6 separate regions of the Homo sapiens genome follow, and regions 1, 2, 4, 5 and 6 are each linked to region 3. The links are chromatin contacts, found by Hi-C or POLR2A ChIA-PET in ENCODE. All regions are on one chromosome and are shown on one strand. The core of a region is the stretch at or near the end of the contact, and the rest is flanking DNA. Distances in the headings are between cores, read along the strand shown.

Region 1 (4,275 bases), core at 607-3,106, 2.0 Mb after region 3:
GACAAGTGAATCAATACAAATGACTAAAACATGCATTTTAATTTGCATTATTTTGCTTAGTGAAGTTTTTAAATGTCTTATTCATTTGTATTGCTTCTGAGGATCATTCATATCCTTAACTGAGAGAACAGATTTACTATAAAAAAATTATTTTTAAGTGAGATTCAGTTTTAATAACGGTTTATAGAATGTCTATAGGAAGTGCTGTCAAGTCTATAGCTGCATTTTTTTAATCAAACTTTTTATATTGAGACAATTGTGTCACATGCAGTTTTAAGAAATAATATACAGATGACCGTGTATATCTTTAATCTAGTTTCCCCCAGTGGTGACATGTTACAAAACTATTGCAATATCACAACCAGAATACTGACATTAATATAGACAAGATGCAGGATTTCCATTCCCTGACCCATGGCAATCAATTATTCTGTTGTCCACTTACATAAATTTATCAATTCTGAGATGTTACATAATGGAATTACACAGTATATAAGCATTTGAGATTGGCTTTTTCTTTAACCATAATTTCCTACAGATTCATTTCAGGGTGTGTTCATCAATACTGTGTTCCTATTTGTTACTAAATATTCCATAGGATAGATGTACCAGTTTCTGTAAACATTTATAGTTGAATTTTAATGATTATTTCATTAATACATTTGTCTAATTTCAGGGGTTGGAAGGAGAAAAGAAAATGCTTTCACTAGGAAGTCATTCGGTCATCCCAACATTCACTGAAAGCAAACCATTGGGACAAATGTTATCCTATGCTTCTGATTACAAAACAACTAAAACCCAAATAAAATAAACATTAGTAAGTAGCAGTGCTAAGATTGAAACCAGATACGTATTTAAAGAAGCAAGAAAATGAGTTCAGAGAACATTTTATCATCAATAAAAACTTTCTAAAATGTAACAATTTTTCTAGGTTTAATTAAACAGGCTAAAAACTTGATGTGTCCAGTCCATGAGAGCATCCTCCTATCCACTGGACGAGGTGTCTACTAAACCACATCTTATATCTATTGTGAGGCCAACTGTCTTGAGGCCAAACAAGACGCGAATTATATGGTAGCACTTGAGAGGGCTGCGGACACATTAGAGCAGCTTTCTCTTCCCATCTACAGCAGTTCTGGGCAGCATGCTTGGAATGGCAACGCTGACGTCCCCGAAAAACCCCAGCCCTCTTGCCAATTTCCTCTGAACCCCAACTACCCAACCCAAAATTATGTGAAGATCTGATTTTCAAACAAAACGAGGACAATAATGCACCATTATTACGTTTCCCTAAAACATTAACAGTATGGAAATTAAGACACAAACCAGAGACCGGAAAAAAATCTTGGTGCGTTCAAAGTAACCTCAATCAGTTCCCGAGTCTATTTTCCGCTTATGGTGCAGTATTAACAAAAACTAAGCACACCGTGCAGAGAAACGCCCCTTCGCACTTATGACTTCCGGCCTGGGACTCTGGCTCCTCACACGCCTTTGATACAAAGTTCGAAGGCTGAGCCTTAGCCATGCCACGCCCAGCGTGCTCCGGACGAGGATGCCCGAAACTGCAATGAGAGAGGGAAATTTCCTAGTCAGGTCAAGGTCCAACAAAACAAACGTCCGCACGCAGGAATTGAACCGTCTCGCAGGCAGAGGCGGCTGAACCAGGAGCGAGCGGAAGTGACGCACAGGCCGGTCGCCAGAGAAGGCGGGGCACCGAGGTAGCGCGCCCAATTGGGGCGCGGGAGAGGCCGGGGGTGTGGCAGCGTTGGCGGCGAGCAGGGGCCTGGGCGCGCTGGGGGCGGGGCCAGGGTGCTCGGCTCGCGGGGACTGGCCTCCTTCGGCAGCTGGAGGCGGTCACTCACGCTGGGCTAGGAGCTGAGGCGAGAAGGGCCATGCGGACGGCGAGGGAGTCCAGAGCCTTGAGCCCGGTGCTCCTCCCTCGCGCAGCGGTGGCTCTGCGGCCGCTGGAGTAAACACTGCCTTTGTTCCCTAGCGCCTCGTCTTTCGTCGCCCCGTGCCCTCACGCCGCCGGGCTCTGGCCGGCCCGCCCTCGGTCCTTGAACCCCATTTCGGCTCGTGCCGTGCGGATGCAGCTGCCGGGCCTGGGTTTGGGCATTGAGCGGGAGGAGGAGGAGGAGCGGCGGCGCCTGGGCGGCATGCGATGGGGAACTGCTGCTGGACGCAGTGCTTCGGACTGCTTCGCAAGGAAGCGGGGCGGCTGCAGCGAGTAGGCGGCGGCGGAGGGTAAGCCCGCTGGGGGAGGGGCCCGGCCCCCGTGGCTCCTCCTCTTCGGCCCCCGGCGGGGAATCCCTTTCACCGTCCCCCGGCGGCTGGAGGTGGCGGTCGAGAGCCCTGCTACACTCACTGCTTAGCAGACGTCAGACTGGTGGTCGTCTTGGAGGCCCAGTCTGGGGTCCGGTCTTGGGGCCTCCTCGGAAAGAGGTAGAAGAGGGGGCGGGGTGTCCCTCCTGCCAGGGCGCCCTGTCACGCGGGGAAGGAGTCACGGGAGACATCATCTCCAGGAAACAAGGGGTAGCTTCGCGCTAATGGGCTGTAGGACCGGCTCCACGGCAACCTGGACACACCCTGCGCTGAGCTTAGGTTTAACGCCAAAGCTAGTATCCCTGTATCTGACCCTCTCTTTAGCCCTGGCAGAGCAGGTGGGATCTGGCTCCGGAGTTAATGCCTCAGATTGATTTTAAGTAGAAGTCATTTGGATGCTGGAGTAAAATAAGGTTCCAGATACTGATGAACTCTGGTAGCTACAAAGACTTGCTGAATTGCAGAGTTCCCAATGGGCATTCAGATTCTTGGTGCTCATAACTACAGGGACAATGTGTAATTTTTTCGTATTAAGTTTTTGAAATTTCGAGAGGAATTCCTTGCCCTGATTGCTACTCAAACGTCCTGTAACATTAGGTAAATTGCAGTCCTTCTGAACTTCACTTCTCTTGAGTAAACCTGGGATATTGCTTAGGTTTTGTATATGCACCATCCACAGAATAGTAATTTCATAATTCCGTTTTTGTGTTTTTTTATTTCATATATATTGAAAAAATTAGAGCAAATTCCTTTGGGGTTGGCTTTGTTGTTATTAAATGTCCCTCCGGAATTCAAACCTAGAATTGAAAATCTGAACCAAGCCAGTTTGTGTAAGGACTAAGACTGTTTTGCACTTTCTGAAACAGATTGCTAATTTTTCATAATCTGTTCCATTTAACTAACATTATTGGGTAATAAGATGTTCAACATAAATAAATTGCAGTAAATGATCATAATTTGAATCTTTGGTAATGGAGATCTTATAAAATATAGGATTCTCATTCATTAATTAGGCATTGTGTCACCTCTCTGATACAAAATAGCTAAGGTTTTACACTAAGTATCCCTAGAATGGAAGGGCAAGGATTTGCAGTTTGTGCCTAGTGTAATATTTCGATTTCCCTAATTTATGAGTTATTACTCTTGAGTGGGACATGACAGTTGTTTTATCTTGTCATCCAGGATCATCTGGTTTAAGTATTTATAATTTTTGTGTGTGAATGAAACTTACAAGGTCAAGCTGCTTAAGTAGGCTTGCCCAATAACTAGATGCCACACAATCTTTGGCTTTTACTATTATTTGTAGTTGTGTTACAGGGCGTTAAATTCTAACTCCAAGAAAGTTGGTTGGTGAGGGAGCAGTACTTACATTCTAAATGGATAAGCAAAAAACTTTATATTTGACTTTGGACTACATGATGTGTCTGTGGACTTTAGTTTTGTTTTTTTCATGGGGTCTCCGTAGAGTACGGCATTAAAATTGTAGGTTCTACTCCCTCAGCTCGTGAGCTTGGCAGCACAGGGAGGTGGCAGGAGGAAATCCATGAATCAGCGTGAGTGTTAATTGTCTGTAGATATGCCATAAAAACATAAGCAGGTGGAGTATTTCTTTCTTTTTTTTTGAGACGGAGTCTCGCTCTGTCGCCCAGGCTGGAGTGCAGTGGCGCGCGATCTCGGCTCACTGCAACCTTCGCCTCCCGGGTTCACGCCATTCTCCTGCCTCAGCCTCCTGAGTAGCTGGGACTGCAGGCGCCCGCCACCATGCCCGGCTAATTTTTTTGTATTTTTAGTAGAGACCGGGTTTCACCCTGTTAGCCAGAATGGTCTTGATCTCCTGACCTCATGATTCGCCAGCCTTGGCCTCCCAAAGTGCTGGGATTACAGGCATGAGCCACCGCGCCCGGCCAGCAGGTTGAGTATTTCTTATCTGAAATACTTGCTTTGGAGTTCAGA
Region 2 (3,922 bases), core at 824-3,323, 2.3 Mb after region 3:
ACAGCAATGGGAATAAAGCAGATGCCAGCCATTGCAAATCTGTGGATAATATTATTACCAGCAAAATCATTCAGATGCTAAGATACATTTCTTTCTACTCGACATTAACATCTCTATGTAGAAGCAAAGGTGAAGAGATCACAGGAACCAGTTGCATTCCCCCTGTGAGATTCACACGAACTGCACCAAGTCCTTCGGCGTTAAAGAGAAAGGGGAGGAGCGTCAGTCCGCTCTGCAAACTCTTTAGATATGCCACCATCATCTCTTCCCAGGGTCTTTTTCGTCTCAAGAAGCGCCCCCAAAACGCCACCCTTGGCTTTGACAATAAGCTCCATCACACCTTCAGTAAATCAGAGCCCGTCTGAATGAAGGATACCCAAAGCCAAGAAATGCAAGAAACAACCGAGGAATCAGAAAGGCTACACCTGCCCTGTGAAGTGAGATGGTTTCCAGGGCGTGGAAAGGAGGGGCAGGGGAAGGGAGGAGGGCTCGACTGGGGACAGGAAAGGGAACCCACTAAGGCCTGGCGTGGGTAGCAGAAATGGCAGCTCTAGATACAATCCCTGGCTATGGGGAGGTGAGGTGCATAGCGGTGCTTGTCGGGAGGTGGGGGCTGCCAATAGTCCATGTCTGACCCGGCCGGGCTGGCGGGCGATAAAGTGCAGCTGTAGGGGGAGGTGGAATTGGAGGACACGGAGGAGGACGGCGCGGGGCTGTTGGTGCAACTCCACGTGGAGGCGGGCGAGGGGCTGTCTCCGCTGCTGCTCAGGGCGGCGCTGGCTCCTCCCGGGCTCAGCAACACTGCCTCGGAGAAGAGCGCCCCCGGCAGGCCCCCGCCGCCGCCCCCGCAGTGATCCGCCAGGCGCAGGGTCTCGGTGAGTGCCCAGATGTAGTTGTGGGCGAAGCGCAGGGTCTCGATCTTGGTGAGCTTGGCGTCCTCGGGGAACGTGGGGAGCACCTCGCGCAGCGCGTCCAGTGCCGCGTTGAGGTTGTGCATGCGGTTTCGCTCGCGGTTGTTGGCCTTCAGTCTACGGGTCTTCTTGATGCGCTGCACCGTCTCGGCCGTCTTGGCGCCTCGGGAGACGGCCCGCGCCCGGGAAGGGCGCCGTTTGCAATCGTGTACCAGACCCAGCAGCCGTGCGGGCCGGCAGCCCTCCGCACCCGCAGCCACGCCGCCCCGCGCCCCCTGCCCGGCCTCAGCCCCGCGCTGCCGACGCGCCCCGCCTGACGCGCCCGGCTCCTCCTCCTCTTCTTCGTCGGCGCTGGATGACAGCGGGGTCAGGGCCGCCAAGGCGGGGGAGGCCGATCCGAGCAGCACTAACACGTCCTCTTCCTCCTTCAACTCCAAGGTCTCGGATTTGACGAACATCCTACCGAAGAGAGAAAGGGGAAAAAGGCAGTGAGGTGTAAGGAAAGAAACAGAGGCGCGATCTTCGTGTCACAGGGGCGTGCTCCGGCGCGCACCCGAGAAGACCAGCTCCGAATGGCGCGGAGCAGGAAGGCGAAGGAAGAAACCCAGGCAGTGCTAACCAAGGTCAGGAGCGCCGCTAGCGCTCGCTGTGACCCTGCTGCCAGTCAGCCGGGTCCTGCCCTCCGCGGGCGGTCCTGCGTTCCCTCCCCGAGAAGGGACTGCGGCCTCCGCGACAAAGATTCTGCGCGGAGCAGAGGGCGTGCGGGTGTGGTTGGACTGAGTGCGGGGAAACCACCTGCGTAGTTGGAAGCGGTGGCTCGAATACTTACTTAGTTGGCTCTAACTGTGCCTCAGCGTTGCTGTGACTTTGGCCTGTGCCGGGAATCTCCGCGCAGCTGCGAGCGCAGCGCCGGGTCCTTCGCCCGGCGTGAAAGCTGCAAGCCCGGCGCTACTGTGGCGCAGCTCCGCGGGGGACCTCTGCGACCGGCGAGTTTGCCAAGAGCCCCGGCGGCGGCGGCGGCGGCCCGCCCGGGTCTCGTGTGTTGTGGTGGTGGTGCGTGTCTGTCTGTCAGTCAGTCCCTGGCCGTGCGGCTCCTGGCACGCGACTCCCAGGCACTCCAGTTAACGCGAAGCTGCTTGTGGTTCAGTGGCTGCGTGTCTGGCACACGACTCTCCTTAAAACCCCTTATATACCACCAAGAAAACAATCAGATCTGCCCCGGGCCCCCTCCTCCCCCGCCACCGCCTCCTCCTCCTGTCAGTCCTGCCCCCCTTCTCCCCCGCTTTTCCCTCCTCTGGCTTATTCTTTTCATTGCATTATCATCATTCATTTCTTCCTCTTTCTTCACCGCCTTTCCCCCTCCCTTGGCCCTGCCATCCATCCTCCTCCTCCCACCACCCCCGCCTCTCTTTTCCCCCTTTATCTAATCAACATAAAATGGTTCTAAAGCTCCTGTTGGAGCTCCGGGCTGCGGCCGGAGCTGGCGAAGCCGCAGCGGCCGCAGAGGCTCAAGCTGCGGCTGTTGTCGCCGCCGCTGTCCATTGTGATTGGTGGCTCGCGCTCGGCTGGAGCGTGCCGCTAATTTATTAATGAATGGAGGTCGCGAGGCGCAGCTGGCCAATCAGGGCGCCCTGGACTCCGGGAGGCCTGCGAGCCACGCGCACCGGAGCCCGCTCCCTTTCAGCAGCTCATTAGGGGCCCGAGCGCTGGGGGCGGATGGGGGGACCCGTGCTACCGCCCCCGCCTTCGTCCTCGCTGCCGCCGAGGCTCCCCCCGCCCGGCGCGCGCGCAGGCACCGCACCCGGCGCTGCCGGCCCTCCTAACTCCCGGGTGATGGGAACTAGGAATTAGTTAATGGGGGTCAGAATCCCGGGGAAAGCAGTTAGCCCTGTGGTGCTGCCGGGCGTCTCTTGGCAAAGCCTCTTAGGGGTTGTATCAAATAGTAAACGATTTTAAAATGGATTCATTTGGTTAGGGGAGGAGAATGGCGTGGATGGAGAGATGTGGACACCTCGTGAACAAGTGTGTTTGGGGTCCGTCGAAACTGGCGTGGGAGAGTGAAGGGAGAGGACACTGGGGATTCAAACAGGCGTCTCTTGGGAGGGGAGGTCGGATAGGGGAGCAGTTGATGAGCTTTTAGAGGATGTGAGAATGAAATCACTCACATGTTAGAGCTGAAAGGATCCCCCTCATTTTACATACAGGAAACTGAGGCTCCGGGCACTGATGCAGGTTTTGCTGGGGTTAACCCAGTTTATAGCCTGGAGGGACAGCAAGGAGGCTTCCTGCGTGGGTGGCAGCGAACCGAGCGGGAGGAGCGGCAGAGCTGCTGCTCCTGCAAGCAAATGCGCTGCGCTGACATTTCTGTGACCTCTGCTCCGCGCTGGGGGGCGTTGTAGGGACAAGGGGCCCATCTTCCCAATTCTGCTTTTCAATGAGAAAAAAGAGCTGAAGGGCTACTGGACCTCGGGGGAAACTTGTTCTCAATTGCTCGTTAGCCCTCCCCACTTTCCCCACGTTCATGCCCACCCTCTTGTCGACATGGGGATGGATCCGGACTTCAGTAGACCGGAGTGGCGTCCCTTGAGATCCCCTTTGCAAATTAACTTTAGGCAAGGCACAGTTGGAGTGTTAGGAGTGGAAGAGTAGAAGGGAAAGAGAATGCTGTCTTCTGGTTTCTGTCTCCCTCAGTTTGTAGGACTTAGAAACAAGCTGTATTCCAAAGACGGGGTGGTTAAATTAGCTGTTAGTATTTTGGCATGGCTTTAATTTGTTTAATGTTTTCTTCAGGGAGGTAACAAGGAGGATTGGAAGGCACAAAGTAAAGAAAATGAAAATTAGAAACTTGTGAAAAGGAGCATTACCCATTGCAGTTCTTCAAACTTCAGACTTCCTTCTGTCTTGGAATTACTTGAAAACTATCATGATTTCCACTTTGCTCTTTGATGTTTGTGTTTTCATATTCTCCCTTTTTAAAGCAAATTCCCAAAATATAAAAGCATCATTTGCCA
Region 3 (3,866 bases), core at 421-2,920:
GGAGGACAGGAAGTTGAAACCCCCTTTTCGCAGCTGCGGCCCCGTGGCACCAGCTCCTACTGCACCAACCCGCCCAGGCCACAGGCGCGCCGGCGTTTCTGGTTTCCAGTTGAAGAGGGCAGGCGGGAGGGCGCGGGGCACGCGCGCTCGCGCACGCGGCGGGCGGAATCCCCCGGCTCCCGGGAGACCCTGCGGCCCGACCCTCCCCGGTCAAGCCATCCCCCGGGCTGCCGGCCCCTTGCCTAGCTCCGGGGTGCGTTGGGCTTGAACTTTACAGATCGCCAGACCCGAAGTTAAGGGGAGGAGAGGAATGCCTCTGCCACAACCCTGTCTACAAGAAGCGAGATGAGCACACCCTCCTCTGTTAAATATTGCAAGGTGACACTGGATCGCCTCCCACACAGGGATTTTCAAAAGGTCTGGCGGGGGGACTACAGTAAACAAGAAAGGTGTTTTCCCTGATTATTAGTTTCCTAGGGAAGAGCCCCTAAGGACTCTGCAGACGGAGGGGCTTTTAATCTGTGTGCCTGAACTCCAATCAGCAGCTACGCACAGAATTAGAAGTGTGTCCAAAAGGCGTTTCCGTAAAACAGAAACTTAATAATGGCGTGGCTCCACTCGCTCGGGTTCATTCATTTATTACTGTTTTCATTGTCCCCTCCTCCCTCCCACCCGGTCTCTCTATGAAACCGGAAAGGGAACCGCGTGGGGAAAGGGGTACTAAAAAGGGGGCATCCGCCTGAGGAGCGGCAGACAGAGGAGGACGGTGAAGTAGGAGCGCTGCAAGGAGAAAGGAAGGACACGAGGGATGGAGAGACAGCGAGGACCAGGGCCAAGGGCGGCGGGCGGGAGAGGGTTAAAGGCAACAGGAGACAAGGTCCTCCCTCCACTGCCTTTCACACTCCGGTTGCGGGAGAGGCCAAGCGAGAAAACCCAAATCTAGATGAAAACCGGGGGAGGGGAGGGGAGCACAGGTAGGCGATCTGGACTGTGGCATCTCTCCCGCCTTCCCTGTCGCGCAGACATCACCCTGTGCACACACATATGTTCTGTGTTATATAATCTATATAAAAGATGCCTATGTAGCCGCGGTTCACACAGGGGCACCCACAGACCTCGCGCTTCATGTACCCCCCCCCCCCCAGCGTCTCCTGCACCCGGGAGACCCGAGAACTCAGCGATCAGCTGGCTGCCCGCGATTCATCGCTCCATTCACGCCCAGGCAGGGAATACCGACATTAAGGCACTCCGGGAAGACGCGCAGGGCTCCCGGGAACAGTATCAGGCGAAAGCATCACGTACCAGTTTTCCTGCATCCATTGGATGGCTTCATTCTCGTTGAACTGCTTTTCGAATTCATATTCTTGTAAAGTCAACACTGACATGTTCATTGGGGCTGATCTTCGGAGTCGCTACGTGTTCTCTATACAAAATAAAATAATCTGTAAAGCGCTTGATTTCGAGTGTTCTCCTGTCTGCTTCCCCCACCCACCCCCCTAGGTCTTCCCCACGCCGCTCGGTCTCCAGCGGTCGTCTCTTCTCCCAGCCTCTCAGCTACATCCAGGGCTGAGCATTGCCTGCGCCTCCGCTCCCAGCTCCTCTCTCTGGGGCTCTCCTCCTCCCGGCGTCCGCATCCACCGTAGGAGGAAATGAATGCCTTGCGGTCTTAGTGCCCGCACGTTTGTCCATCACCCTTTTTACTCGTCTACAGGGAAATCTCCTCCCCCTCGTGCGATTTGAGAAATTAACCCTTGGCGAGGGAGTGTGCGAAAGAGCGCGACCTCTCTCCGCCCGGGGGGGACAGTTTTGTTTACAGCGAAGGTGGTTGGAAGAGTGGGGGAAGGGCGCAGAGAGAAAGGAAGTGGCCTGGAGGTCATCCAGATCCCCTAAGCCCAACCTCGTGGGCCGCCTTGCTTTGAATGAAGTTTCAGCTTGCAGGGCGCATCCCCGCGGCGCGTGGACCCGAGAGCTTGGCGAGTAAACGATTGGGAAATAGTAAAACCTGCCAGCTCTCTTGCAAGAGAACTCCGGGCAAATCTACGTTGAGATCACCAGTGAAGGGAATACGCTTCCCACCTCCTCGCCCTACCTCTGGGACCACCCCCACCCCTACCCCCACCCCCACCCGGGAGCTCTGGCTTAGATTCACGCTAACCCAGGCCCTGCGGACGGCAGAGCTCCTTAATCTCGTACAGACAGGGGATGCTGAGTGTGAGGATAGTGGATAGGCGAGAGAGGCTAGTAGCCGGAAGTGGAAGAAAGGGCTGGGTTAGGTGGAGGGTTTAGGTACCGGGAAGGGGGGGATTAATGAACAGAGGCAGAGTGGGGAAGGAAGCTGACAGGAGAACTGGACCGACTGGCCAAATGCAAAAACTTTATTTGCATGCATGAGAAATTTGGCTTTACTTGCTGTACTTGTAGGTAGAACAGAATATGTGAGGAGAGGGCTGAATGTACTGTTGACCCCTACTGGGCCCTCAGCCTCCAAGAGGAAAAACTATTTTCTATTCCATCCATCCCTCCACTCATTTCCCCCAAGAGTTTGGAAAAATGAAATATGAGACATGGAAGTATCTAATGATGTAATTGTAAACTTTACAAAATAATAAGGAGCCCTGCTTTTAAAAATTAGGTGGATATTAGGACCAGAAAGAAAATTCCCCTTCTGAGAACATCCCCCCACCTCCCCAGTAGTCCAAAAAGGGTACTTTCATTCAATTTAGATGCCTCTAACCCACAAAAAGTGGGAACTGGGAGAAAAATTTTTAAAGGAGGAAGGGACCGGCCGCGGTGGTGGCTCACAGAAGTAATCCCAGCACTTTGGGAGGCCGAGGTGGGCGGATCACCTGAGGTCAGGAGTTCAAAACAGCCTGGCCAACATGGTGAAACTCCGTCTCTACTAAAAATATAAAAATCAGGCAGGCGTGGTGGCGGGCACCTGTAACCTCAGCTACTCAGGAGGCTGAGGCAGGAGAATCGCTTGAACCCGTGAGGTAGAGGTTGCAGTGAGCCAAAATTCTGCCACTGCACTCCAGCCTGGGCGACAGAGGGAGACTCTGTCTCCAAACAAACAAACAAAAAAAAAAAAGAGGAAGGTCTAATGAGAAAGTAAAGAAATAATTTTTAAAATCCAGTACAATATATAGATTAAAGGGCTAGCCTAGTTGATTAGCAAATTAATGTATACATTGACACTGCCAAAGATTCTGTGTAGGGACTGTCCTCATCTCCCCCATTAAGGGTTGTCTTTCTTTTTTCTTTTTCTTTTTTTTTTTGAGATGGAGGAGTCTCGCCCTGTTGCCCAGGCTGGAGTGCAGTGGTGCAAACTCGGCTCACTGCAACCTCCGCCTCCCAGGTTCAAATGGTTCTCTTGCCTCAGCCTCCCCAGTAGCTGGGATTATAGGCAAGCACCACCACGCCCGCCTAATTTTTGTGTTTTTAGTAGAGATGGGGTTTCACCATGTTGGCCAGGCTGGCTGTGATCCACCTGTCTCAGCCTCCCAAAGTTCTGGGATTACAGGCATGAGCCACCATGCCCAGCCAAGGGTTGTCTTTCTAGAGACCTCTACAGTACAAGTCTACGTCACTTTGAAGTAAGGCCCAGGCCAAAACTCTTGGCAAGATTGGGCTGGAAGATAGGTGTGGCCAGATAAGAAAGAACCATTTTAGCACGGTGCCTGAGCCTGTGAATAATCAATAAATATTTGTAAAGTGAATGATTCATCAAATAAATTAAGGTAAGAAGTGAGAAAGGAATCAAGACAGAAAATCCACTTTGGGTGGCTGAGGCAAGACAATTGCTAGAGACCAGACTGGGCAACATAGTGAGGCTCCATCTCTACAAAAAATTAAAAATTAGCCAGGTG
Region 4 (3,925 bases), core at 585-3,084, 2.0 Mb before region 3:
GCTTATAACCTACTATGGCTGGCTGAGTGCAGGCTTACAAAAGTAGAACGATTCTGTGGTTAAAGGGAGGAAAATTAGAGAGTCAGGTTATAGACATCTAAAAGGTAGCCCAGTTGATATCAGTTTTGGTAATCACCATCCACCCAGACAGCCTCAAACACGTGCAAATCAGTGGTATTACTCCTTCACCCTCAGGCCTCCTCATGCCCACTTAACACCCGAGTGCTCTCGGATTCGAACGCAGTGTCCTTCACCCGGACCAGAAAATTGTGGAGAATATGAAGTGGGTGGCAAAATTATTTATGGACTAAGGCAGGACTAGCAAAATGGGTAGAAAGAGAGGCTGCTCTACAAATAGGAGAGTTTGGCAAAAAGCCTGTGTTTTGGATGTTATTCGGTTCTCTGGACGTGTGTCCTCCCTTTGACCTCCTTTTCCCAGCACACAGTAGTCACAAATCTTTTACGCGGGGTTAGGTGCACCCTACCCCCGCCCCCAGCCCGCTCAAACTGGATTCAACGGGTAAAGAACACCATTCTGTTCTCTGAACGCAGGCCCCCAGCCTTTCAAAATTCGTACTCACCTCTGCCATTGGGATAGAGAAGGCAGATCTGAGGTGTTCTTAAACGCGCTGTTTAAAACCCAAAATGTCCCCGCCCTCAAAACCACACACTTTCTTTTTGGGGGTAGAAAGATGCCATTTAAGGAAAAAAAGGTATATCCTCCAAGTTTCTTTGGAGGGAAAAGGCGTTGGTTAAATCATTCGGGTGTCAGGACTTTTCTACCGGATTTCCTCCAGAGGGTTTCCCAGTTGTGGAACAAGGGTGACCAGTGGAGTGTCGGGTATCAGGGTCCATCCGCCCCCTAGACCAGCTCTGGACTAGGCTTCAAACAGCCCTCCAGCGCGGCCCTGCTCCGCGCTTTCTCTAGCCAGCACCCACGTGTCTCTATTTACTCTACTCAGGTTACCAGCTCTATCGCCCGCAGCGGGCCAGAAGACCCGATAAAGCGCCTTCCACCCTGCAGGACTAGTGCCCGGCTTCCGCTGCTTCTCCGCCTTTCTTCTGCGTAGATTTAAGGCCTGATCCGGTCCCAAACCCCAAATAAAAGTTGTGGGTTTGTTTCCAAGTGATGGCGGTTGGAGAAAACTAGAGTTGGGGGCGGTACAGCCAGGGTGTACCCTTGCGGTGGGTCGGCTCGGCGCACCCACAGCTCCCAGCTGCTAGCCCAGGCGCTGGGGCCGCAGGGACTGAACCCCGCACCGCCCCCGCAGCCCGGGTGCGCGCCCCATCGGCCGGCCTGCTCCCCGCGGCCCGGCTCACCGGTGGTAGGGACGGCCCCGCCTGCCCCAGCCCACGCCCGCCTCCCCTTCCTCCCGCCTGTGGCTCTGCTCGTCTCCACCTAAGCCTTTGGTGGTTTAACGCACTTTTGCAGAGACATCTACCAAGAGATAGCGTGTGCACTTTGTTTTCCGTCCCACGGAAGAATTTATCAGTAGCGTTATTCAGCCCTACTCGCTTTAAAGCACGGCACCCCTCAGCCCAACAAAAAGACCGAAGGCGAAACATTGTGGGTTCCTGCCCGCGAACCAACCGTTCAGCCACCGAACCCCCTAAACTGATCCATTTGGAATAAGTTACCCTGCCCCTCTACCTCCCATCCTACACACACACACACACACACACACACACACACACACACACACACTGCGGACCGGGGGCCCAGCTACGCACACACCCCAAAACAAACGAGGGATCTACTCGGGACCCTCAGCCGGGCGGCCGGGCGCCTTCGTTCCCTTCCTCCCTCTCTGAGTTTCCCAGGGACCCGCCACGCCTCTCGGAACTGGGGCAGCGGCCCGCTCACCTCGTGTCCGTTGCTGGCCGGGATGATTTCAGACTCGTTCACCAAGGAAGACTTGATGTCAGCTAAATCGCCTTCCTCTTCGGGATGACTGATCTCGGCGAAGATCTTTTCCTTCTGAGGATCGCCCTCGTCCTTGAAGGGGATCATCTCGTCCGTGGCGCAGAGTTCCGGGTCCCCCCCGCCGCCGCCACCTCCTCCGGAGAGTTGGGGCATCCCGGCGGCTCTGTAATCTCCGCTCCGCTGTGGGAGCACCCGCGCAACAGCAGGAAAGACAGAGGGGTAACTCAAGGGTGGGGGAGGAAAGGAGAGTTGGAAGGGTTCGTGCAGCAGGACAGCGGGCGGAAGCGGGGCGGGCGAGCGCGGGGCCGCCGGCCGGCAGCCGGAGCAGCTGCCGCGGCGCCCGAATCCCGGCGGCCGCCGCGCTTTCCCGCTTCGCGGAGACCGACGCAGGCGCCCGCCCCCGAGGCCGAAGGGCACTGGGCGGCGAGGGCTGCGGTAGCTGGCGACTCCGGGGGCGTCTGCGCGGCGCGCGCTAGACGAGGCTGCCCCGGCGGCCACCCCGCGACCCCGCGTCGCCGGGATTTGCGCGCGGAGAACGCCGGTTCTGGAGGGAGCACGCCTCCCCAAAGTGCAGAGGAGGGTCCGGCGGCGCGTCTCCGCGGAAACCCTCTCCACTGTAGTTACCCCGGATGCCGACTTAGTAGTTTGTTTTCCGAGAAAAGAGAGGGGATCTGGGCAGAAGGGCCCCGTTTGCCCCAAAAGAAGGTGCAAGGATCAGAAGATAACGAAACGTCCACTTCCTGAAGGGTGGGAAAAAAAGAAAAAGAAAAAGGAGCCACCCACGCTGGAGATGTCCGTTTTAGATCTTCTTATTTTCTTCCCTTTCGCTTCGGTTTTTCTTCTCGAGGCTCATTTAATCTGCTAGAGAAGGAGGAGGAGCAGAAGATGGGGGCCGAGGAGGAGGGGAAGAGAAAGAGAAGTTTGCCAAGAATAAAGTTTTTGCCGGCAAGCGCGGGGACTCCGCAGTGGAGGGCACTGCGGAGTCTCGGGGAGTCACAGCGGGGGCCTCGGGCCCAAATGCCTCTGCCCGGAGCTCGAGCCGACACACACACTCAGTCCGACCCCTCTTTGTTCCCGGCTCGAGTTTCTCAGCCTGGCTCGCCGGCTCGCCGCTCTGCACGCCTCCGCCGGCCAGCTCTGTCAAAGCAAAGAGCTGCGCCCCTTGAGTTCGCCCGGCCGAGGGGAGGGGACGCCCCGAGCTTGGCCGCGTGCGAGGCTCCGGGCGCGTCCTGGTTCCTCGGCCCGAGAGCGCGCAGCCCGGGTCCCTCCTCCGCGCCCTGCCCCGCAGGTGAGCGGCTGCGCCTCCCCACTGCTTCTCCTCCTCCCGCGCCTCGCCGGCGCTGAAAAGCTACCCACTTGCGTCGCTTCTCCTCCCTCTCCCCTCCCCCGCCTCTAGCTCTCCTTGGCTGCCCGCTGGAGGGGAGGCGGGGGGTGAGGGGGAGTCGGCGAGAAGGAGGTGGTGATTGAGGGCTTTTTTTTCTTTTTCTTTTCCCAGATCCTGTAGGACGAGTCTTGGTTTTGGGGTGTGTGAGTGTGGTGTGTGCGCGCGCGCCTGGAGGGAAGGATCAGGCAACTTGGCGAGAGAAGGAAGGACCGGGCGCTGCTTATAACCCACCGAAAGGCACGCTTTGCCCGCGTGAAACTGACAAGAAACATTGCCGCAGTGGCTTGACTTCATCATCTAAGTATCTATTTACTTGGCCCCCACCCACCCACTCCTTTTCCTCTGCCAGTCTCTCCCCTACCTCCTTGACGCCTCCCACTCTCCCTCCCTGGCTCTGGCAGAGGGAGGAAGATGAAAGAGAAAGCCGCTGCCGCTGTGATGGACACCACATTGATAGATGCTCTGACAGTGGGGAGAGGCGGGAATCTGGGACTGAGAAAAAAAGGAAAAGGGGAAAATATAACAGACATTGCTCAACTATTAAGAGAGAACAGAAGGACAAGGAAAAGAGAGTTGTAGCTTTCCCGAATATAATATCACACACACGCTCTTTGGAG
Region 5 (4,235 bases), core at 309-2,808, 2.1 Mb after region 3:
CCCGTGAAGAGACATACCACCTCTCCTTGCCAAAGGGTGTTCGGCCTTAAAATGCCATAAACAAAAACATATACAGAAATATTTTCGCTACAAGGACCCAGATGTCTAAGCAGTTTAACAGAAAGCTTGGCACCCCTGGGTGGTCATGCATGCCAACCAGATTTCTCATGCTTTAAGAAGTCTATTTTTTAAAACAGGATTGACCAAACTAATGGGGTCTGCTCTGGATGGTGAAAATGTTTACTTTCATTTCCCCCCAACCCCCTCGCCTCCCCAGTTCCCCCTGAATATATTCTCAAGAAAGAGTATGTCTTTGGGTGGTTGCAAGTAGGAAGTTTCAAGGCTTTTCTCCCTAACGAATACCGAACACTGAGCACACAGGAGGGGAACAGAAACTTGGAAGCAGAGCAAAGGACCAAGTTATCCTCCTGTCTAACCCTGCTCAACAGGATCACCCTGAAGTGTGGCTCTGAAGATATTTGTGAACTCTGGCACAGCTGTTTGGCAGAATTAATACTAAAACCACAGGTCTTGCAAAAACAAAGAATCAAAAAAAAAAAAAAAAAGTGAAAACCAAACAGCAGGAGGAAACCCTTAGGAAAGCTCGGTGTCTTTCAGACATGAGATTTTCTTTCTCCCACTCTACTTGACTGGCCTGACCTGGGGTCCAGTCCCACTTCCTGGTGGCTGCGGAAATCCGCAGTGAGGCTCAGTGTGGATTTTGGCTTCAGAGGATTTGGGAAATTCCACCTTTCAATCTGAAATCTGGGGAAAGTCCCAGAAAACAACGGATTACTATATTTCTCTCATGAACCAGACTGAAGCAAGGAGTCAGGTCTAGGACCAAGGACCTCGGCACTCCAGGGAGCCCAGGGCCCCTCAGAAAGGTCTCGCTTGGCCACCGAGAGCGTGGGGCCGTAGCAGTTGGCAAGCGGGGGAGGGGGGTCACGCACAACTGCTCTGGAGCCACACTGCATAAATGGCATTCGTTTTTGTTTTCTGATTAGAAAAACGTTGAAAAGAATACCAAAGTACAGAGAAAACACACCCCCATCTCCAATGTTTCCTCATTTATGTAAATATTCTCATATTTTATAAAACAGGGAGGTGCTGTCTATAATTTTTGCAGGCTTTCCTTAGCATATGGTGAGCGTGTGCCAGGTGAGCAGGAGCAGCGGGGGATGACTTCCGATCCGACACCCCCAAAATCTCCTGGACAAAGCTGCTGTCTTTGCGGGATAAACAGAAAAGGGCCAGTCCCCACCTCACCCCCAGCCCGCCGCCCCGCAAGTACCTGGGGCTGGGGAGTCAGTGAACTCTCTTCAGCTGTTCGGCTCTCCCGGCTCAGAGCGAGGGGAATCGAGGAGACTGGGCGCAGGATGGGGGTGGACACCCGGCCGCTGCTCCTCCGCGCGGGTAAGTGTGAGCCCCGGGGTGCGGGGAACCGAGCCAGGGACCAGTGACCGCGAGCCGCCGATCCTCCCGCGCTCCCGCGCGCGCGGCCTGCCTTCCCACTGGCTGGCAGAGCACGTCCTCTCGCGCCCGGGGCCTTTGTAAAGAGCGCAGCGGTGGCGCGGAGGTTTTCAGGCTCCGCCCGCTCCACTCGCGCTCCCGCCCCTTCCTTCCTCTCGAGGTGACCCGGCAGCTGGCGCCTTTCTCACCAGGTACCCAGCCCCCTGGCCGCCTCTCTCAGTTCTCTGGCAGGGTTTGGTGCGCGGTACACCGACCCGGACCGCGCCTTCCCAAACGAGTGGCCTCTCCTCCAGCCCGATTGGCGAGCTAGAGAAAAGAAGGGAACTGGATCACTTCAGCATTAAGGAGGACTTTTCCCCAAAATGAGTGTTGCCCCAGGGCGTGGGCAGGCGGGGAGCTGAACTAATCTTTCGGTGACTCCAAGGATACCAAGCAAGCCAGTGCGTGGCATGCACGAGCTCCTCTAATCATCGCAGTCCCCCTTACACATGAGTAAACCGAGGCTCAGAGAATGGTGGAGTGTGGCGAGCAGAAGTGGAATTTTTTTTTTCTTTTTTTCTTTTTTTGAGACGAGTCTCACCGTGTCGCCCATGCTGGAGTGCAGTGGCGCCATCTCGGCTCACTGCAACCTCTGCCTCCCGCAGAGGCGGGATTTGAACTTGCTCCAGGTTGCCCTCGCCTTACACCCAGCAGAGCAGTCCAGTCGCTTTCTCTCCTGCCGCTTGCATCGTAATGGACATCCAGAGTCCACAAGTAAAAGCTGGTACATGATGAAATGGGAAACACCTCTCAGGAGTCCTTTATAGCTTAGAAGAAGGTAATGCTACCTTTCTGCCTCAGTGAAAAGATTTGGAATCACCTAAGTGTGAAGAACCTAAGGAGAGTAGGTGTCAAGAGAGGATAGACCCGGGTGCCGTGGCTCAAACCTGTAATCCCAGCACTTTGGGAGGCCGAGGTGGGCGGATCACGAGGCCAGGAGTTTGAGACCAGCCTGGCCAACATGACGAAATTCCATCTCTACTAAAAATACAAAAGTTAGTTGGGCTTGGTGGTGGGTGCCTGTAATCCCAACTACTCGGGAGGCTGAGGCAGGAGAATCACTTGAATCCGGGAGGCAGAGGTTGCAGTGAGGCCGGGATGGCGCCATTGCACGCCAGTCTGGGCAACAGAGTGAGACTCTGTTTAAAGAAAAAGAGAGAGAGAGGATAGACACTGTAGAGACCAGCAATCCCTGTTGGGAACCAGTGTCATGGAAGACTTTTTCCACAGACTGGGGTTGGGGCCACGGGAGATGGTTTCAGGATGATTCAAGCCCATTTCATTTATTGTGCACTTTATTTCTATTATTATTGCATTGTAATATATAATGAGATAATTATACAACTCACCATAATGTCGAATCAGTGGAAGTCCTGAGCTTGTTTTCATGCAACTAGACGGACACATTTGGGGGTGATGGGAGACAGTGACAGATCATCAGGCATTAGATTCTCATAAGAAGCGGGCAACCTAGATCCCTCCCATGTGCAGGGTTCCTGCTCCTATAAGAATCTAATGCCCCAGTGATCTGACAGGAAACAGAGCTCAGGCAGTAACACAGGTGACGGTTAGCAGCTGTAAATACAGATGAAGCTTCGCTTGCTGGCCCTGAGCACACCTCCTGCTTTGCCGCTGGGTTCCTAACAGTCCATGGACCACTGCCAGTCCATGGCCCAGAGGTTGGGGACCCTTGCCATAGAAGGAGAAAGAAGACTGAGGATAGATAGAGGAAGGAGGACAAAACTTGGCTTGGCTGAGATCACAGCGGCCTACTTCTTCGCATGGGAAACCAAATTCTGATGATGGAAATGAGTGGAAGCCCCTTGTCTGTCTTCTGTCCTTGAGTTCAGGAGAGTTGCTTGTTTGTGGATCAGTTTCACTGGCAATAAAATGACACTGATGTCCACCTGATAAAGAGGTGCTATGGGTGCGGTTAAGTTTTGAACTGTGTCAGAGCTAGGTATAATCAAGTACAGTGACTGTGGGGAAAGAAGGGTACATTTACAAGTGAGGCAGATTCCCGTAAGGGCTGCAATTTTGTTAATCATCAACATTTATTATTTCTTCTCTAGAAGTGACAGTCAGGGTACCTTCTCTCAGCTGATGAACATGAGAGCAGGTGGAAGATAAGACGTGCTATCTGATTATGTCAGTGAACTCATACAGTAGAACAGTATTATCAGAATTGGAGTTTCCAATCTCTAATTTGAAAACTGACAAAAGGCCCAGAAAATTTCTAAAAGCTTGAATAAGGCCAGAGCCCCCAAAAAAGTGACTATTTATTTCTGTACTTTCAATTTATTAAGTTTTCTGAAAATCACCAGGGGACATTTGCAAAAGAAGCAATTTTAAGTCACTCATATCTAAATTAGGCAAAGTAATTTGTAATATGGGCTTTATTATTGTTTCAGTTTGTATAAAACCATTAAAAATGATTATTTTTAATGAAGAGATTATTTTAGTTATTATTTAAAACATGAACATCATTCTTTGATAACGAAAATGTCTTTACTGTTAAAGAAACACAATAGGAATTTTAATTATGCAATGAAAGGTACTAGACATTTCAGGAAGGGGTTTATACAAATATCCTCATCTCAGGCTATTATTTCTCTTAAAACAAGCAAATTACTAAAGTCTGAAAGTACTTTGGCCAAAGTTACATCAGACTGAGGAAATGTAAGGCTTCCACTGTGTGCCACCGTTACAAATATGCTAATGAG
Region 6 (4,396 bases), core at 1,610-4,109, 2.4 Mb after region 3:
TCATCAAACAAGGCTTCTTCAAGGAAGTAAAGTCTAAGCTGTAAGCTGAAATAACCCTTAGTCAAGGGAAGGCCAGTGAAGGTCTTCCCAAACAAGAATTGCAGGCCTGTGATCCCAGCACTTTGGGAGGCCGAGACAGGTGGATCACCTGAGGTCAGGAGTTCGAGACCAGCCTGGCCAACATGGTGAAACCCCTGTCTCTACTAAAAATACAAAAATTAGCCAGGTGTGGTGGTGCGTGCCTATAATCCCAGCTACTTGGGAGGCTGAGGCAGGAGAATCACTTGAACCCAGGAGGCAGAGGCTGCAGTGAGCCGAGATCACGCCACTGCACTCCAGCCTGGGCGACAAGAGCAAAACTGTCTCAAAAAAAAAAAATAAAAGGGCGAGGCGGGGGCGGTGAAGTGCAAGAAAGTGACTGGCATCTTCCCTTGACTAATCAAGGTGATCTGGAGAAAGAATAGGTAAGGGGTATGCAAATGAGATATGCATACTTGCTTCGTGACACAGGTCACAGGACAGAAACCAAACCTACAGAAGGACTGCCTTTCAGAAATATAACTCCTGGCCGGGTGTGGTGACTCACGCCTGTAATCCCAGCACTCTGGGAGGCCATGGCGGGTGGATCATGAGGTCAGGCGCTCGAGACCAGCCTGACCAACATGGTGAAACCCCGTCTCTACTAAAAATACAAAAATTAGCTGGGCATGGTGGCACAGGCCTGTAGTCCCAGCTACTCAGGAGGCTGAGGCAGGAGAATTGCTTGAACCCGGGAGGCGGAGGTTGCAGTGAGCAGAGATCACGCCACTGCACTCCAGCCTGGGCGACAGAGCGAGACTCCATCTCAAAAAAAAAAAAAAAAAAGAAATACAACTTCCACATCCTATCTCCCTCCCCTCCGGCGTACATAAATTGCTGATGCCTAAGAATGCCAAGAAGATAAAAGAGAGATCGAGAAAAACACTCCTGGGCTAGATATGCTGTATACATAGATGAGAATACATGGTACAGACACAGTGCTGGGCATGTGGCAATTATTAATATCAGATCTGTTTAATAGCTACCATTTATTCAGTGCTACCATATGCTAGAAACTGTTAAATGCTTTATTTGGAGGTTTTGTTTCTGTTGGCTTTTTAACTTTTCTTTTTCTTTTACAGAGACAGGGTCTCACTCTGTCACCTAGGCTGGAGTGCAGTGTTGCAATCATAGCTCGCTGTGGCCTCAAACTCCTGGGCTCAAGCAATCCTTCCAGCCTCCCAAAGTGCTATATTATAAACATTATATACATTATATTGTTAATTATATACATTATAATTATTATGTAATTATATAATATATAACTATATTACTGTATTATGTAATATACAATTATATGATTATCGTGTGTAATTATATATATTTATTGATTACATACTATGTATCAGGCAGGAATTGGACGAGATACTTTACATACAGTATTTATCAGTCTCATAATCCTGAAGAATAAGCATTATTACAATTTACAGATTAGGAACCCAGTATTTACTAGTTTAGGATAACTTATATGCTATTTCACAATTGCAAGATAAATTCTCCATTATTTTCCTAAATTGAGATATTACTTCTGGAATGTACAGTTTAAAAAGAACTAAGAAGACTGAAACTCTTAAAGGATGGTTAAATTCGATTATAGGAGAAAACCTAAAAAAAAAAAGCTAACTGGATCTTTTAAAATTTAGAAGAGCTCTAATACTTATTCATTGAAAGTCAACACCCTTTCTTATCTTAGTATTAATCAGAAAAAATTATTTTAGACAACAGCATCATATATATTTAAGTGAGATGCAAAGAGTTTTTTCCAAGTGTTCATCTGTCCACGTCTACCAGACAATTCACCTGTTGACCGACTTCTAATAGGTGAAAGATTAATCTCCAAATAAGTTTTTAAAGACCCCAGATGCTCTGTGATAATTATATACATACATACATACACACAGATATACGTACATACACACATATACATACATATACATTGTGCTACTATATGTACGGACGCAATATATATACATAAAACTCGGTGTTCTCAGTAAAGTATGAGCCATTATTCATTTAAATACTAGATATTTTTCCTTTTTTTTTAAACAAGGAGTATTTTTTGAACCTAAACCTGAACCTCTAAATAGTTCGGATAACAAAGTTTTGGAATCATGAACTCAACATTGTTAACAAACCATCCAGTCCAAATAAACAAAGGAAACCCACATCTCATTTGCCAAGATTCTAAGAACCATAATCCTGTCACCAAATGACAATGGAGACTTGATCCTTTCTCAGTCCTAAATACAAACAGCAAAGCCCTCTTTGGTCCTCATACCTACTCGAAATTGCAAAGCAAGGCCTGGGAAAAACGGTGAAGAGGCACCACTTACTACAAGCAGTCCGAGTAGCTGTGACTGCGACCACCCCAATCCTGGTTCCAAACAGCATCCTTCCCGGTTCTCTTCTTAAGGAGCAGAGTCTTTCGTCCCTTCGCCCCAAATCGCTCAAGTCATTCCTAGGAAATCCCGAGAAACACTTCACCTCACCTGTCAAATTGCACAAAATCCACTTTCGAATTTCTCCCGCGAAACAACGTGACGTCATTAACGCGGGACCTCACCAGATGAGGACCCAAAACTTGGCCCGCCCACCTCCGCCTAAGCCAAAAACCGCCGCTTTCAAATCGCCAATCAAATTCTTCCTTGGCTTCGAGTCTCTCAGCCGGCCGCGCTCTCCGATGCCCAGCCCTCCTGGAACCACCTCGCCTGTGACGTAGGTGGAGCGCGCACTGCCTCCGGGCCCGTCTTTCTCAATTGGGACCGGAAAACGTTGTCGCTCATCCTATGACGCGAAAGTAACCGAGACTATCAGGATCCGGAGACGGAAATGTCCGAAGGCCGCAGTACTTGACCCTGTATTTTGGGAGTCGAACGGAGTAAGTTACAAGCGGCCTATAGGGTCGCACAGCTTGGGCGAAGTCTAATTAACTCTCCGTCCTTTTTCTTGCGGTCCACTCTATCATCTATCGTCCTTCTTACCCCGCCCCCCCGTCCTGCACACCCATCAGTTCCTTGGCCTAGTTATCTATGCGCACGCGCAAAAGTCTTCGGCAGCACTTGTAGTTCCCGTTTTCAGACAGTAAGGGCGCATAGGGGCCCGGCGTGGGGAGGTTTGGGGCGCGCCCGGCCTATGACGGCGTCCTTGCGGAAGTACGGGTGCCGAGAGAAGCAGTAGTCAATAAAGAGAGTGCCGTATTTCGCAGATTGGAGCTGAGCTGTGGCTGCCAGAAGATAGCGAACGTGAGGATTTATATTCTAAAATTATCATCTTCTTTTGCAGGACTCTGCCATCGTCCTCAAAGAGTAAAAAATCCAGTTACGGAAGGGAACTAACACTTGCTAGATATGGTGTGCAGAGTGCGTTTGCAAAGAAACTTAAGAGAAAACAAATGATAGGACACAGGGTGGTGGAAGATCTCAAAGAGTAAGATGCCATTTAACCTGGGCCTTGAAAATTTAATAAGGAAATTTAGACGAGAAGATTCAGACAAAGCAGAACACACAGGCCACTACGTGTTGAGGGACTTGAGTTGTAAGCAGTGACCAGAACAATGATTCTTAACCTGTTGTGGCACACTTCTTTTGAAAACTTAATTATATGGATTAGCTTCTCAGGAAAACGTGCATGTACCTATTAAAACATTTTGCGAGGCTGGGCACGGTGGCTCACGCCTGTAATCCCAGCACTTTGGGAGGCCGACGCGGGAGGATCACTTGAGGTCAGGAGTTCGAGACCAGCCTGGCCAATATGGCAAAATCTCGTCTCTACTAAAAACACAAAAATTAGCGGGGAGTGGTGGTGCACACCTGTAGTCCCAGCTACTCAAGAGGCTTGGTTGGGAGAATCGCTTGAACTCGGGAAGCAGAGATTACAGTGAGCCGGGATCGCGCCACTGCACTGCAGCCTGGGCCACTGAGAGAGGCTGCGTCTCCAAACAAACATTTTTCATATAATTTCCTCAGGAGAAATTACGAAATACTTTTAAATAGCAAACACACACAAATGACTTGGTGTCTTGTCTGACTCACTCTTCCAAGTTATCTATGTCTTTCGTGGTCTTTGAACTATTTTTCAACCCTGTAACTCGCTACAGCAACATGGAAATTAGGTTTGTCCAGTAAAGATGCAATTAATTATTGTCCTGAGCAGTATTTATTAATATTCATTTCAACGTTCCTGATTGCCTGTGTACCTGCTTTTTAAATTCTCCTTTGAACTGGTTTTTAGCACTTAACTGGTTCCCTTATTTACAGTCAAGCACCACATACCGACAGACCGCATGTATGACAGTGGTCCCATAAGATTATAGGTGAGT

Evidence for each region. A loop is a pair of places that touch in the nucleus more often than their neighbours do. ChIA-PET counts read pairs that join two places held with the same protein, here RNA polymerase II (POLR2A). Pooled maps may share reads with other maps.
Region 1: a pooled map shows a loop between it and region 3 (19-fold over the local background). The contact joins the promoter of AP1AR here to the promoter of ELOVL6 in region 3. A Hi-C loop is called at or near these places in 2 of 37 single-sample maps with no recorded cell type and 11 of 50 pooled maps.
Region 2: a loop to region 3 is called in a map with no recorded cell type, with 10 times the contacts of the local background. The contact joins the promoter of NEUROG2 here to the promoter of ELOVL6 in region 3. A Hi-C loop is called at or near these places in 1 of 168 maps with a recorded cell type or tissue (B cell), 8 of 37 single-sample maps with no recorded cell type and 10 of 50 pooled maps.
Region 4: a loop to region 3 is called in a map of OCI-LY7, with 9 times the contacts of the local background. The contact joins the promoter of LEF1-AS1 here to the promoter of ELOVL6 in region 3. A Hi-C loop is called at or near these places in 4 of 168 maps with a recorded cell type or tissue (OCI-LY7, naive thymus-derived CD4-positive, alpha-beta T cell and tibial artery) and 10 of 50 pooled maps.
Region 5: a loop to region 3 is called in a map of OCI-LY7, with 13 times the contacts of the local background. The contact joins the promoter of TIFA here to the promoter of ELOVL6 in region 3. A Hi-C loop is called at or near these places in 3 of 168 maps with a recorded cell type or tissue (OCI-LY7 and naive thymus-derived CD4-positive, alpha-beta T cell), 7 of 37 single-sample maps with no recorded cell type and 13 of 50 pooled maps. POLR2A ChIA-PET finds 5 or more read pairs at or near these places in 2 of 52 experiments (GM12878 and activated naive CD4-positive, alpha-beta T cell).
Region 6: a map of CD8-positive, alpha-beta T cell shows a loop between it and region 3 (10-fold over the local background). The contact joins the promoter of LARP7 here to the promoter of ELOVL6 in region 3. A Hi-C loop is called at or near these places in 4 of 168 maps with a recorded cell type or tissue (CD8-positive, alpha-beta T cell and naive thymus-derived CD4-positive, alpha-beta T cell), 4 of 37 single-sample maps with no recorded cell type and 15 of 50 pooled maps.

Annotation. Positions count from the first base shown.
Region 1 is chr4:112,229,931-112,234,205 of GRCh38, forward strand. It overlaps AP1AR (adaptor related protein complex 1 associated regulatory protein), which reads left to right and starts at 1,857. Exons shown (of 10, transcript NM_018569.6): 1 at 1,857-2,244. The coding sequence starts at 2,162. It overlaps AP1AR-DT (AP1AR divergent transcript), which reads right to left and starts at 2,220. Exons shown (of 1, transcript NR_186684.1): 1 at 1-2,220. RefSeq lists enhancers at 1,630-2,577, 2,602-2,651 and silencers at 1,682-1,961, 2,122-2,391.
Region 2 is chr4:112,514,107-112,518,028 of GRCh38, forward strand. NEUROG2 (neurogenin 2) reads right to left here and starts at 2,074. Exons shown (of 2, transcript NM_024019.4): 1 at 1,741-2,074; 2 at 1-1,370. The coding sequence starts at 1,369. The coding sequence ends at 551. NEUROG2-AS1 (NEUROG2 and ZGRF1 antisense RNA 1) reads left to right here and starts at 1,273. Exons shown (of 4, transcript NR_161159.1): 1 at 1,273-1,534. LOC124900760 (a long non-coding RNA gene) reads left to right here and starts at 2,699. Exons shown (of 2, transcript XR_007058231.1): 1 at 2,699-2,933; 2 at 3,702-3,922. RefSeq lists enhancers at 6-145, 2,845-3,725, 2,976-3,075, 3,176-3,295 and silencers at 706-905, 1,166-1,235, 2,556-2,835.
Region 3 is chr4:110,196,945-110,200,810 of GRCh38, forward strand. ELOVL6 (ELOVL fatty acid elongase 6) reads right to left here and starts at 1,671. Exons shown (of 4, transcript NM_024090.3): 1 at 1,303-1,671. The coding sequence starts at 1,391. RefSeq lists a silencer at 1-337 and an enhancer at 1,252-2,044.
Region 4 is chr4:108,165,691-108,169,615 of GRCh38, forward strand. LEF1-AS1 (LEF1 antisense RNA 1) reads left to right here and starts at 1,835. Exons shown (of 3, transcript NR_029374.1): 1 at 1,835-2,143. LEF1 (lymphoid enhancer binding factor 1) reads right to left here and starts at 3,242. Exons shown (of 12, transcript NM_016269.5): 1 at 1,865-3,242. The coding sequence starts at 2,077. LOC124900752 reads left to right here and starts at 2,249. Exons shown (of 2, transcript XM_047416528.1): 1 at 2,249-3,212; 2 at 3,420-3,925. The coding sequence starts at 2,810. RefSeq lists silencers at 1,196-1,435, 3,192-3,241 and enhancers at 1,313-1,814, 2,842-2,931.
Region 5 is chr4:112,284,346-112,288,580 of GRCh38, forward strand. It overlaps TIFA (TRAF interacting protein with forkhead associated domain), which reads right to left and starts at 1,559. Exons shown (of 2, transcript NM_052864.3): 1 at 1,295-1,559. RefSeq lists enhancers at 332-511, 542-661, 3,171-3,290 and a silencer at 1,302-1,611.
Region 6 is chr4:112,634,284-112,638,679 of GRCh38, forward strand. LARP7 (La ribonucleoprotein 7, transcriptional regulator) reads left to right here and starts at 2,860. Exons shown (of 13, transcript NM_016648.4): 1 at 2,860-2,956. It overlaps ZGRF1 (zinc finger GRF-type containing 1), which reads right to left and starts at 2,626. Exons shown (of 28, transcript NM_018392.5): 1 at 2,568-2,626. RefSeq lists enhancers at 2,423-2,642, 3,213-3,262, 3,303-3,412.